3 separate regions of the Homo sapiens genome follow, and all the other regions are linked to region 3. A link is a contact called in ENCODE Hi-C or POLR2A ChIA-PET data. All regions are on one chromosome and are shown on one strand. Each heading gives the region's core, a stretch centred on a gene start or an enhancer-like site at or near the end of the contact. The rest is flanking DNA. Distances are from core to core; before and after follow the strand shown.

Region 1 (3,758 bases), core at 284-2,783, 5.9 Mb after region 3:
ATCCTGGTGACTTGCAGGGGAAGTTCCACTCAGGAACTTTTGTGTCTTGCTTAACACCAGACACAAGACTACATGTAAGCCATGTGGCTCACATGTGTAATCCCAGCTACTCCGAAGGTTAAGGTAAGATGATCTCTTGAGCCCAGGAGTTGGAGACCAGCCTGACAACATAGCGAGACCTTGCCTCTAAACAAAAATTACATATTGTATGATTCTATTTATATGAAACATTCAATTTCTGGTGGAAGTCTCATATGATCTTTGGTTGGAGGATGACTGGATGTTGACAGATGACAATGAGGTGAAGAGCATTTTAGCAGAGGGAATGGCATGATCAAAGACAAAATGGAGAGTCAGAGGCAGGAATGCATATTTAGGGAGGAATGAATGAGCACTGGCTACAACAGAGATCTGGGAAGAAAAGCAAGTGAAGGAAGTAAAGCTGGAAACATGGATTGACAAGTTGCCTTTTTCAAATGGAAAAACTAACAGGTGTGAGGGAGAAGAGAGTCAATAGAAATTTCTGTCTTTTCCAGATTTGTTCACATTCCCCTGATTTGTAGTCATTTTGTCGGCTTGGGAAAGTGGTTTTTGAAAGATCGTCTTTATAAAGGTAGGCTCTGATAGGATGCTCAAGCTAAGAGCAAGGAAGGACAAAGAAGGCGCCTGGCGACAGAAAAGGGCACTAACAAAAATTGGGCAAAAAGGAAGTGTGGCGGTCCCCAAATCCCTTCTTCCTCCATTTCAGCTGAGATCATTCGCCAGTAGGCAACTGTGGTATTACCAATAAGTTTGTATCACCAATAAAATATTATAATGCACCTGGCTAAAAACCCTGGCGTGATAACACCAAATTCATGTTATTAGAAGGAATTAAATTTTAAAAAGCACACCGTTCCAGGCACACAGAAGGAGCCCCCGAACGTTTGTTTTATAAACGCAGGTTGGTTGCTGAGGCTTTGTTTTGGAGCCTACGTTTAGGAGAGGAAATGATTCAAAACTGCCCCCCAAAACCTATATCCTCCAGGAGCACTGAGGTTGGGGCGACCTGCTGCCAACTGGTCTGGTTTTCCCTTTTAACACACGCTTCTTGCCCACTATCCGGTCCCTGCGGTCAGTGGGTGCAGCAGGGGTCGCAGTCCAAACAACCAATCGCGACGCGGCTGCGGGGCGGGGGCCACAGCGCTCCGCCTCCCCCCTCCAATCCGCCCTCCCAATCCTCCTAGGCCGCTCTCTCTCGCACCTGCGTGTCCCTCTGCGCTCCGACTGGTGCGACTTCTCCCTGCGCTAGCGAGGCAGGGTTTTGGCCTCGCCTCTCGCGAGATCGCCTCCTGTTGCTGCCGCCGCCGCTCCTGGCCACTGACTGGCGGCGCCTGCGCAGCCGCCATGTTCGGTTGCTATGCTGCGGCCTAGGAGAGGGGGTGTGCTTGAGGGAGGAGGAAGAGATAGAGGAGGAGGAGGGGGAGGAAGAGGAGGTGGAGAAGGAGGGGGGTGACTGAGCTCCTCTTGCACTCTCACACACAAACGCTGCCCAGGATTACCCGCCAGCTCACGCCGCGCAGTGCGCTTTTCCGCTCCTCGCGCCCCACCACCAACATTGTTCTCTCAGGACTCCTGGGTCCCAGGGGCCGGAATTGGGCCTGAGCGGGAGAGGAAAGAGACTTGGCTTTGGCCGCGGGGTCGGAGGATTGGGGCCAGGCCCCCTCCCCCACGCACTTTTGGGGGTGTGGATTATCTCATCCCTGCAGGGAGGTAGGAGAGGTCGCCGGCTGCCCGCCTCCCTGCCACCTCCCCAGCGGCGCCGGCCCGCGGCTGCCCAGCAGCATGAGGTGGTGCTGGCGGCTCCGGGTCGTGGCGCGACCGCTGCGGCGGCGGCTGCTCGGGGGGCGCTGAGGTAGCCCCCCGGAGCGGCACGGAGGACGCGCTTCTCCTCTGCGCGCCGGGGCCTCGAGGCTTTTTTTCTCCAGCCGAGAGGACGCGGCTGTGATATACGAAGGTAAGAGGTTCTCCGGTCCCCGCCGGCCTCTCGGCCCTGCACGTTGAACGGGAGGCTCTTACCTGCATGTGTGGCTCCTGGGAGGTGAGCCAGGTGGGGCAAGCCGGAGGTACGAGGATGATTTGAAAGGAAGGAAAAAAGGACAAAAACAAACAAACAAACAAACAAAAAAACGCTTTCTTTCCTTTCTTCCTGGGACCTCTGCTTTTGCGGGGGTTATAGTTGGAATCTCTGTTATGGGTCAGCGAAGGGCCAAGGGATGGAATAGGTGCGGAGATGGAATGTTCCCAGTACCTAAACTCTAGGTAAAGCTTTGGAATCTTGAGTTTTCCATTGCTGGTAGAATTCCTTTTTTTTTTTTTTTTTTTTTTGGCTCATATGAGCGCTTCTTGCACGCTGCATGAGCCAACTATTCCTACCATTGAAGTTTTAAGCCTGTTATGATTCTACCAGTATATACCTGTATTTGGGAATCTGTAGTTGAGCCAAAAAAAAAAAAAAAAAAAAAGTTGAGATGTGGGTAAACAGTGATGCATTTCGCAGGGTTTCCATAAAATGGAACAGCTTACAGTTGCACAGGTGATGTGTGGATGTTTCTGCAAAACTTAGGGTGGAAGATTTTATGTCTGGGCTTGCATCATGTAGTGACATCAGTATGTACAAGGACGATTTGTAGGATTTTTCAAAACGCCTGTTCTAGGATAACTTGTTATGCATCTGCAATATGCCAGCTGCTTTTCGAATAAGAGGTTTCAGTAATACTAAGTTTCTGTGTCCAGATCTTGGGCCCAGTTGAAACAGTACAGCTGATTGGTCACATTTAAAACATATTTATGGAGAAAGATAAAAGGCCAATGTGTCCGACTTGCAAAAGACAATTAGAGTAGAAAGAAGACTGGAACAGTAAAAGCCAGGGCATTTTTAAATCTTGGTTTTCTGAACTTTAACGTGCCAGAGGAAAAAAATTTTTTTTCAATTTTAAGGGGGAAGGAGATGGCCTTAAAATAAAGGATTGTTCAGAGCCTAAACTGTGCTTAATGGAATAGAGCTAGGTATATCATCTAAATCTTGAATTTGACTAATATAAATTCAGCTTTCTTTTAAAGAAAAAACTCGTAAGCAGAAGTTTGTGTATTCTACAGAACCTCTTCACTAGCTCGTAAGTGTGATCATTTTGTGGACATCACTGTTTTTTTGTTAGAATAAATTTATGCTCCAATTACCACAAAAGCAATTTTTATGTCTCTTCGCATTTTTTATGGTACACATATCTTTGTTACATTTTGCATTGAAACACGCACGGTCCCATAGTATCATAATCTTCAGTGATTTATAAGAGAAACAGTCTATTTTGTACATGGGAATGTTTGTCATGTTGCCAGTCTGTTTTAAAAATTTGGCAAGAGGTTTTTAAAATCCAAGGAGGCACCACTATTTTGTAGTTTTTAAAAATATTAATTGAGTAGGTCCATGTTTATTAAGTTAGAAAATCACGAGTTCCTCAAAAGTAGTAATAGACGAGGATGTGATTTTTCTTACTGCCCATTTTCTAACATCTTAGCTTCAGAGCTGTAGGTATTGAATTGAGTCAAACTTGTGTTTTTTTCTTATGTTCTAATTAAATATCTTTTAAAATGTCCCTAGTAACATTGTTACTTTAAATTTATAACACCCAATTTCTAATTTAGGCTAGGCATAAAACCAGCATTGATTGAACGTACTTGCTAAAAATACTTTCTGGGTCGGATGTACTTAGAATGCA
Region 2 (3,381 bases), core at 54-2,553, 6.4 Mb after region 3:
CCTTTAATCCTATGCTTCCAGACTCCAAACCTGTGCACTTAACTGTTACTCCGTAAGAAAAGGTTTGGGTCTGATTCCTCTTCTAGGTTATAAATACTAGGGAGCTTCCTCTTTGAGAAGCCTCCTACCCCATCTCCTTACTGTACCTAGCAAAGTGTCTGTCATACGATTAGCACTCAATAAAAGTTTTAAATGTGAATGAGAATGGTAAAAACAGAATACTTAGTAGGCTAACACTAGGATATTCTTCTGATTGCACTTTTTTGTTAAGTTGGTCACTTAAGACTAAGGTAAAGCTTCTGTGCTTTTTGATATAGATGCTGATGGAGGGACTGGATCTGGTAGATACATAGCAATCTAATCATGGCCCAAAGCCTCCAATATAGTATACACATGCATCCTAACTTACAATGATCAACAATGAAAGAATTAATTACACTGTGCTAGCAGCCATGGATATCACATTGCATAAGAGATAGTTCCCTCCCTTAGAGATAAGAGGCAGACGTTTAAACTGTCAGTTGCGATGGCTTGTGACTCTCATGAGGTCTGCGTAGGGGTCAGCACGGTCACAAAACCTGTGGAGGAGGAGGTGGTTAGGAAGGAAAATCCACCGAGATGAAGCTGTACTGGATACAAAATCACACGTTCCTGGGCTTTGGCAGGGAGCTTGCCCACTGCACTTCCTGCCTCGAGGCTATGGCTGGGGTGGGATTCTGGCCCTTGTAGGCGGCCTGGGTCCAGTCTCCGCCATGCACTCACTAACTCCATTACTGCTAATGGGATGTCATCAGCGAAGCGAGTGGTGGCGGCAGGTGGAGTCCCGCCCCAAGACCCCCGGGCGGCATCCCCATCGCCGCGCTCCAGCACTCTTCGCCACCTCGTAATTTTCTTCTGTTTCTGTATGATCAGGTCTGTCCTTCGCTTTTGCTTTCCATTACTTCGTCCTAGCCCTGGCCTGAATCCCACAACTGGCGCCCCACCTTGTGCACCCGCACCCGCCCTCAATACCGGCGGGCAGCTCCTCCACTGCCGCAGGGTTACCAGCTGCGTGTCCGAGGGGCAGAGAGAGAAACAGAGGGGGACGGGGCAGGCGCGCTGGGCCCGCCCCCCCGTGCCTGGGGCAGCTTCTCATTGGTGAAACCTCCTCCCCGGCCGCCCGCTGCTTGGAAAATCAGCCTCGGATTGGCTGACAGCCCCCCGACGGGCGTGGCTTCCGAGGAGAGGGCAAGAACGGAAGCGAGGGCGCGCTCTCGAGAGGAGGGGTTGCCTAGGCGACGCCGGAGGCGCGCTCGGGGGGTGGGAAAGCGAGCCCGGCAGCTCAATGACAAATCGGTGGAGGACGGCTGGGGTCCGGCCCCGGGAGGGGGCGGGGCGCGTTTAAGAGCTGCGGGCCGGGTGCGGACGGCGGAGGCGGCGGGACTGGTCCCTGGTAAGGGCGCGGCGCCCGCGGGCCCCGGGCGGGGTGGGGCGCGGGCTGGGGAGTGGGGTACGCCGCACGCCCGCAGCCTCTTGCTCCCTCCGTGCCGGGCTGTGGCCGGGCGGCGGCAGGACATGTCGCGCCCCGAGGCCGGCGGAGGGCGACGCCCCGGCAGCGGCCCCGCTCCGCTCCGGGAGGACTCCCTGGGGGAGTCTCGGCTTCCTGGGCTGCCTGGGGCTGAGGAAGTGGGGGCGGCCTCCGCCTCTCCCTTGTAGCCGCGGTTCCTTCCCTATCCCGCAGATGGCTCTGCTTCCACTTCCTGCCGCGGGCCTCCCGCTCGGGACCGTCCACTTCCTCAGTCCTCCGGCCGCGGCTTGGGCAGGGTCAGGGCTGGGAAGTGTTGCAAAAACTTAACTGCCCTCGGAACTTGCACGCGCCGTGAACTGGGCGGTGTTCCTAAAGGGCTTCGGTTTGCTGGTTTTGTTTTGGTCCTGTCTTGCAAATGAGCATAAAGTTGTTTCTCCCCCAGCCTCCTCCCCTTTCCTTTCTGATAGGGGCCAGCGGCGAAGGGGCTTCTAAGGGGAAGCGCCTGGACTGGGCATCGCCGTCCCGGTTCTTGCCGCCTGTGGGAGTGTGAGGTTAACCGTGCTCGGTGCAGGGTTGCGGGGCGCGGAGCTTGCTGCGTCCACACTGCTTGTGTGAGCAGTGTCCTCTCTGTGCTCATTTCCAACGAGAAACGTTGGAACTTTGGTGTTCTTATCAGGTGAGTCTTCGGGAGAGAAGTGCTTGTGCCTGGCGGACTGAATGAATTGGCCGTGGAAGAGACTTGGCTGATTGCTCATCTGGGTTACCTGTGACTCATCTTCAGCCCTTGTAGAACAGTGCACTTTCTGCTCTGTCCTGGTTTCCTAACCTCATTTCTTCTGAAGTTTTGGGGATGGATGGTGGGCATGGAGTATCAGAGGGGATAGTGAATCTTTTAGAGGTGTCAATGACTGATGTTCCAAGCAGAGCCATAAGATTGTTGGATGTCAAAGCTCAGAACCGGTCAAGGCTCAGAATGCTCCTTAAACCTGGAGCAATAGAAGCACAGTATCGAAGTTCCCAGAAATGGGCCGACCATGAAAGGTAGCACTGCATATTGGGAAAAACAGGAGGGGTGAGTTTGAAGACCTGGGTTTGATGCAGGTTCTGAGAGTTTACCGGTGTTGTGATGTGGAGCACGATCTTTCCCCCTCTGAGCTCCAGAGTCAGCAACTGTAGAAGGGTGATGATAGTTATCCTAATTGTTAGGATTAAACGAAATAGGAGCGGGGGAGAAGAAGGCCAGGGAGACATATCCTTTGTGCGTGGCTTTAGTTGTCAGCCGGTCTGCTTTATTCTGACCACATCTGGGGCTTTCCTTCCTTGCCCATTCACATTGCTTCCCATTGGAAACAGCACTCTTATCGGAGATCTCAGCCAGATTTCCCTCTGCCCGAGGAATAGAACATTTTCCCAGGATTGTGTGTGGAAAATAGTGTAAGTTATTAGATATCTTTTGGGAACTTGGGACCTAGACCATAAGGATAAACAGGATTTAGAGTCTTCCACGGCATATGAAGAGATTTTGGTAGAAGATGAGGGTAGAAAAGTTCTAAATTCTTGCCTTGACTGAAGATGGCTTGAGATTCCATGAAAAATTTTAAGCCTGAGAATTGAGATAATCCTTTTTTTGTTTGTTTTTGGGGGCAGAGTCTTGCGCTATTTCCCAGGCTGGAGTGGAGTGGTGTGATCACCGCTCACTGCAGCCCCCACCTCCCAGGCTCAGGTGAGTCTCCCACCTCAGCCTCCCGAGTAGCTTGGTACAGTCTTGCACCACCATGCCAAGCTAATTTTTGTATTTTTTGTAGAGATGGGGTTTCACCATGTTGCCCAGGCTGGTCTCGAACTGCTGGGCTCAAGCCATCCTACCACCTTGG
Region 3 (3,521 bases), core at 138-2,637:
TATGCCGCGGACGTTTTCGATTAGGCCGTTTTCTCTCAGGCACTGGAGGATATTCGTGGCTGCAGGAGGCGCTTCCACCCTTTCCTCAACCTAGCAAAGAAGTAACTGAAACTAACCCAAGGGTTACAACCGAAAAGCCCCTTCCAGCTTCAGAAGCAGAACTGGAAGCTCGGATAGACTTCTCCGCCTCTACACTCCTGGAAAACCCGCAGTGGATTTCACCAACTTCAGGATCGGAGCCCAGGCAGGCGAACGTACCTTATTGCGCATGCTCGCTAGCCCCTCCCGCTCGGAGCGGAAGGGGGAGCGCTGGGGGCCTGGGCCTGGCCTGGCCGGGGCGTCGGCACCGGCGGCCATCTTGGCTTCCCGGGGAAAGGCGGCGTGAGGGGAAGAAGTTGTAGGGTGGGGGCAGGAGTGAGGAGGAGGGAAGAGAGAGGGGGAGGAGGCCGCGGCGGGGCAGGGCGGGGACTGCCTGCCTGCCTGGGTTGCGGAAGTGATAGCCGCCGACCGAGCCTGCTGCTTTCTTGCTACTGCTTCGGCTTCCCGGCTACCCCCCGGACGGTGAAGGCGGCCCAGCTGTGGATGGTCAGATAGCCCTTGTCTCCCGCCGCCAATCTCTGGCCCCTAGCAGCACGGAGCAGACGGCGGCAGCAGCAGCAGCAGGCGAGGAGGAAGATGGCGGGACGGCTGCCGGCCTGTGTGGTGGACTGTGGCACGGGGTAAGGGGGCTTACGGGCGGGGGTGGGGAAACTGAGGCGGAGGAAGGAAGATGGCGGGGGAGGGAGGAGGCCGGGAAATGAATGGTGCGGCGAGGTGCCGCCGCCGGCTGTCAGTCCTAGACCCGCCGGCCAGCGAGGGGTGGGGCCCGCAGCCAGGGCCTCGCGGGTCCCCTCGTTTCTCCCTCCTGGGACTGGGGCGGGGGCGCGGGCCCGAGATTCAACCCCCAACCCTCCCAGCGGCTTTCTCCGCGCGACCCCTCCCGGCCCTTCCCCCACTACGGTGGGCAGCGCCGCCCAAAGGGCGCTGGGGACGGTCGTCTTGGGGGTGGTCCCCGGGCCCGACCCATCCGGCTTTCCTTTCCCTCCGCGCCCGTTTTTGCCAGTCGGTTTGGGGACCCAGGGGCCGAGCTCGGGGACTGGCCTGGCAGGGGAGCTAGAAAAGAGAAGCGCTCCTGGTAGGTTTGACAAGATCGCTGTGACAACATTCTGCCCAGGGTGTGGGTGGGGAAAGGGAAGAATCGGACTCTGAAAATGGGAACCTACAGTGGGGCTTTCATTTGACCACCCACCTTCTCCTTTCGACTCCTGGTCATTTCCATCTCCCTCTGCGTTTTAACCGGTGAACCAAGTCACATTTTAATTCGAGGGAGAAAGATGTCATGTGTTACTTCTGTAGCCTCAAAAAAGTCCCCCAGTGAGCAAGCGCGCTGCAACTTCCTTAGTTTTGTCAAAGCCGCTTCCTGCTTTCAGTCTTTTATACCCTTATAAGGTAGTTTTTAGTTTCCAACCTGAGCACATCTTACTAGAACTTTTAAGCAGGTTTTAAAGAGACTGAATTACCGGTGCTTGGTGTCCATTTATATGACTTAAAAAAATGTACTTATGTTTCATGGAGTGGGGGAAAGGAAGCACCCTGGAAAATAAACTAATTTAAGTTGTATTCGTTCATTCTGTGATGGTATCTTGAAGGAAGCAGGAAGGTATAGAGGTATATAGGAGGGTGTTTAAGTTGCAAATAGTTACTCGTAGATATGTAGGGTAGTTTGCGAAAATGTAGAGTGGCTTTAAAGTGTGGTCGTTCATTTTGTATTAATAGACGTTTTAGAGAGTTGTACCACACTCATAACTGCATAGAGAATAGACTACCCTTATTTTTATGTAGAATCACTGCTTCAGGATGACATATAGGAAAGTGGTTTTTTTTTCTGTGCTGATGACATCTCTCCAATTCCCAGAACACTCCCAGTTTTTTTTTTTTGAGGGGGAAGTCAGTAAGAGGTGGACTGTCAGGCTTTTTTTTTTATTATTAATTATAATTATTGATTTCATTATTGTTACTTAAAAGATTGTGTGTCCTTCACTCTTTATGTGAAATTTCTTTAATCTTCATTCTCATAACTAGCTAGTGTGGCAGTTTCTAAAATCCCAGTTAGGTAGAGAGAAACCACCAACTTCTTAATATTCTCCTAGGAAAACACTAGCCTTGGAACTTCTATGTATTTTTTTGATGAACACTTTATTTAAAAGTTTTTCCTTAATTCAGTCTCATTTCTCTGAACCAATAATTTTTTTTATTTCTCCCTTCTTAGTCTAATTGGTGAGTATTTTTATGTCTAGGTTCAGTTTTAAAATTAGATTTGGCCTGAGTCAGTAGGATAGGACTTTTCAAATGTGTTTTGTTAAAGTGACGAATATTGCTACATAATTAATGCTTTAGAAATTACTGCGTTTTCAAAAAAATAGTGTAAATAATTGTGGCCCTGAGAAATAATATGGTAACATCTCAAGTAGTATGTTACTTTTCTAATCTCCATTTTCCCCCTTTTGAAATAGTTTCGAATTAGTATACAAGATGTTTCATTGAGATAAACTGTCCTTAAGTGACCTCCTTTCCTAAAGGGCAACCTTGAATTTAAAACATGCTGAATGACCAGTAGGATCGGGAAGAGGGGTTCAATTTAACCTAGGCTATTTCTGTTTTAAAATTACGATTATCACAATAGTGTATTTTTAAGTTATTACATTGGTTTCTCCAATAAGGAGAGGTTATTAACTGCACATTGATGATTTGAATGGAACTGATTAGGAGTCCCCTTGCCACCTCACTCTCTTTTACCATTTGTCACAATCTGAAATTCCCCCTTTAGAGTTTCAGTTATTTTGGTTCTCAAAAGCCTTTTTGGTCTTACAAGTTTCCAGTGGTGCCTCCTGGGAAGTTACACCTTCAGCTTTATTTGCACATGGAGGATAAGTCCTTGAGGTTGAGGACCCTGAGATAAACATCTCTAAGTATGGCCTTAACAGGGAGCTTTTACATTTCAAAATTCTGTGGTCCCCGAATGCAAATTGTGCACCTGTAATTTGTCTAATTTTTTTTATGCTTTAGAGAATGCATTCAGCTCTGAGGTCTCTAAATTACAATTACTCACTTAGTTTAAGTAAAAAGTTATAACCTGAATCAGGTTGCTCATTTCATTCATTATATAAATTAGGGGAAAGGTGGCTGAAAAAAAGTGGCCATCTGTAAAACTTGATCGTCTTAGATAGGAAAGCTGTTAAGAGTTAGGAAACTTGAAACTTAAGCCCAAAACTTTTAGGGATCGTCCAGCAAAACTCAACATATGAATCACCTAGATTCAGGTCATAAAAGAGAATACTTATTTTGAAAAGAATTTGAAAAGAAATGCTTCATTCACATTGATACCCTTATCTACACACTTTTTTGGTCTGTATTGGAAAGCATTGTAAAATACAGTTGGGGCACATAGATTCCCATTGGTGGCTTGAAAACTAAATAACAGA

Evidence for each region. A loop is a pair of places that touch in the nucleus more often than their neighbours do. ChIA-PET counts read pairs that join two places held with the same protein, here RNA polymerase II (POLR2A). Pooled maps may share reads with other maps.
Region 1: a loop to region 3 is called in a map of CD8-positive, alpha-beta T cell, with 25 times the contacts of the local background. The contact joins the promoter of PTPN4 here to the promoter of ACTR3-AS1 in region 3. A Hi-C loop is called at or near these places in 1 of 168 maps with a recorded cell type or tissue (CD8-positive, alpha-beta T cell) and 7 of 50 pooled maps. POLR2A ChIA-PET finds 5 or more read pairs at or near these places in 1 of 52 experiments (B cell).
Region 2: a loop to region 3 is called in a pooled map, with 10 times the contacts of the local background. The contact joins the promoter of RALB here to the promoter of ACTR3-AS1 in region 3. A Hi-C loop is called at or near these places in 4 of 50 pooled maps.

The regions. Positions count from the first base shown.
Region 1 is chr2:119,758,389-119,762,146 of GRCh38, forward strand. PTPN4 (protein tyrosine phosphatase non-receptor type 4) reads left to right here and starts at 1,534. Exons shown (of 27, transcript NM_002830.4): 1 at 1,534-1,996. It overlaps LOC101927764 (a long non-coding RNA gene), which reads right to left and starts at 1,326. Exons shown (of 4, transcript XR_007087215.1): 1 at 1,244-1,326. RefSeq lists silencers at 1,076-1,185, 1,736-2,035 and enhancers at 1,225-1,519, 1,236-1,495, 1,766-2,390.
Region 2 is chr2:120,251,549-120,254,929 of GRCh38, forward strand. It overlaps RALB (RAS like proto-oncogene B), which reads left to right and starts at 1,304. Exons shown (of 5, transcript NM_002881.3): 1 at 1,304-1,432. RefSeq lists a silencer at 997-1,586 and an enhancer at 2,087-2,356.
Region 3 is chr2:113,889,605-113,893,125 of GRCh38, forward strand. ACTR3-AS1 (ACTR3 antisense RNA 1) reads right to left here and starts at 1,388. Exons shown (of 5, transcript NR_110174.1): 1 at 1,289-1,388. ACTR3 (actin related protein 3) reads left to right here and starts at 485. Exons shown (of 12, transcript NM_005721.5): 1 at 485-719. The coding sequence starts at 676. LOC124906071 (a long non-coding RNA gene) reads right to left here and starts at 163. Exons shown (of 3, transcript XR_007087205.1): 1 at 1-163. RefSeq lists enhancers at 1-165, 286-375, 408-1,063, 1,146-1,195, 1,246-1,425 and silencers at 456-515, 756-1,015.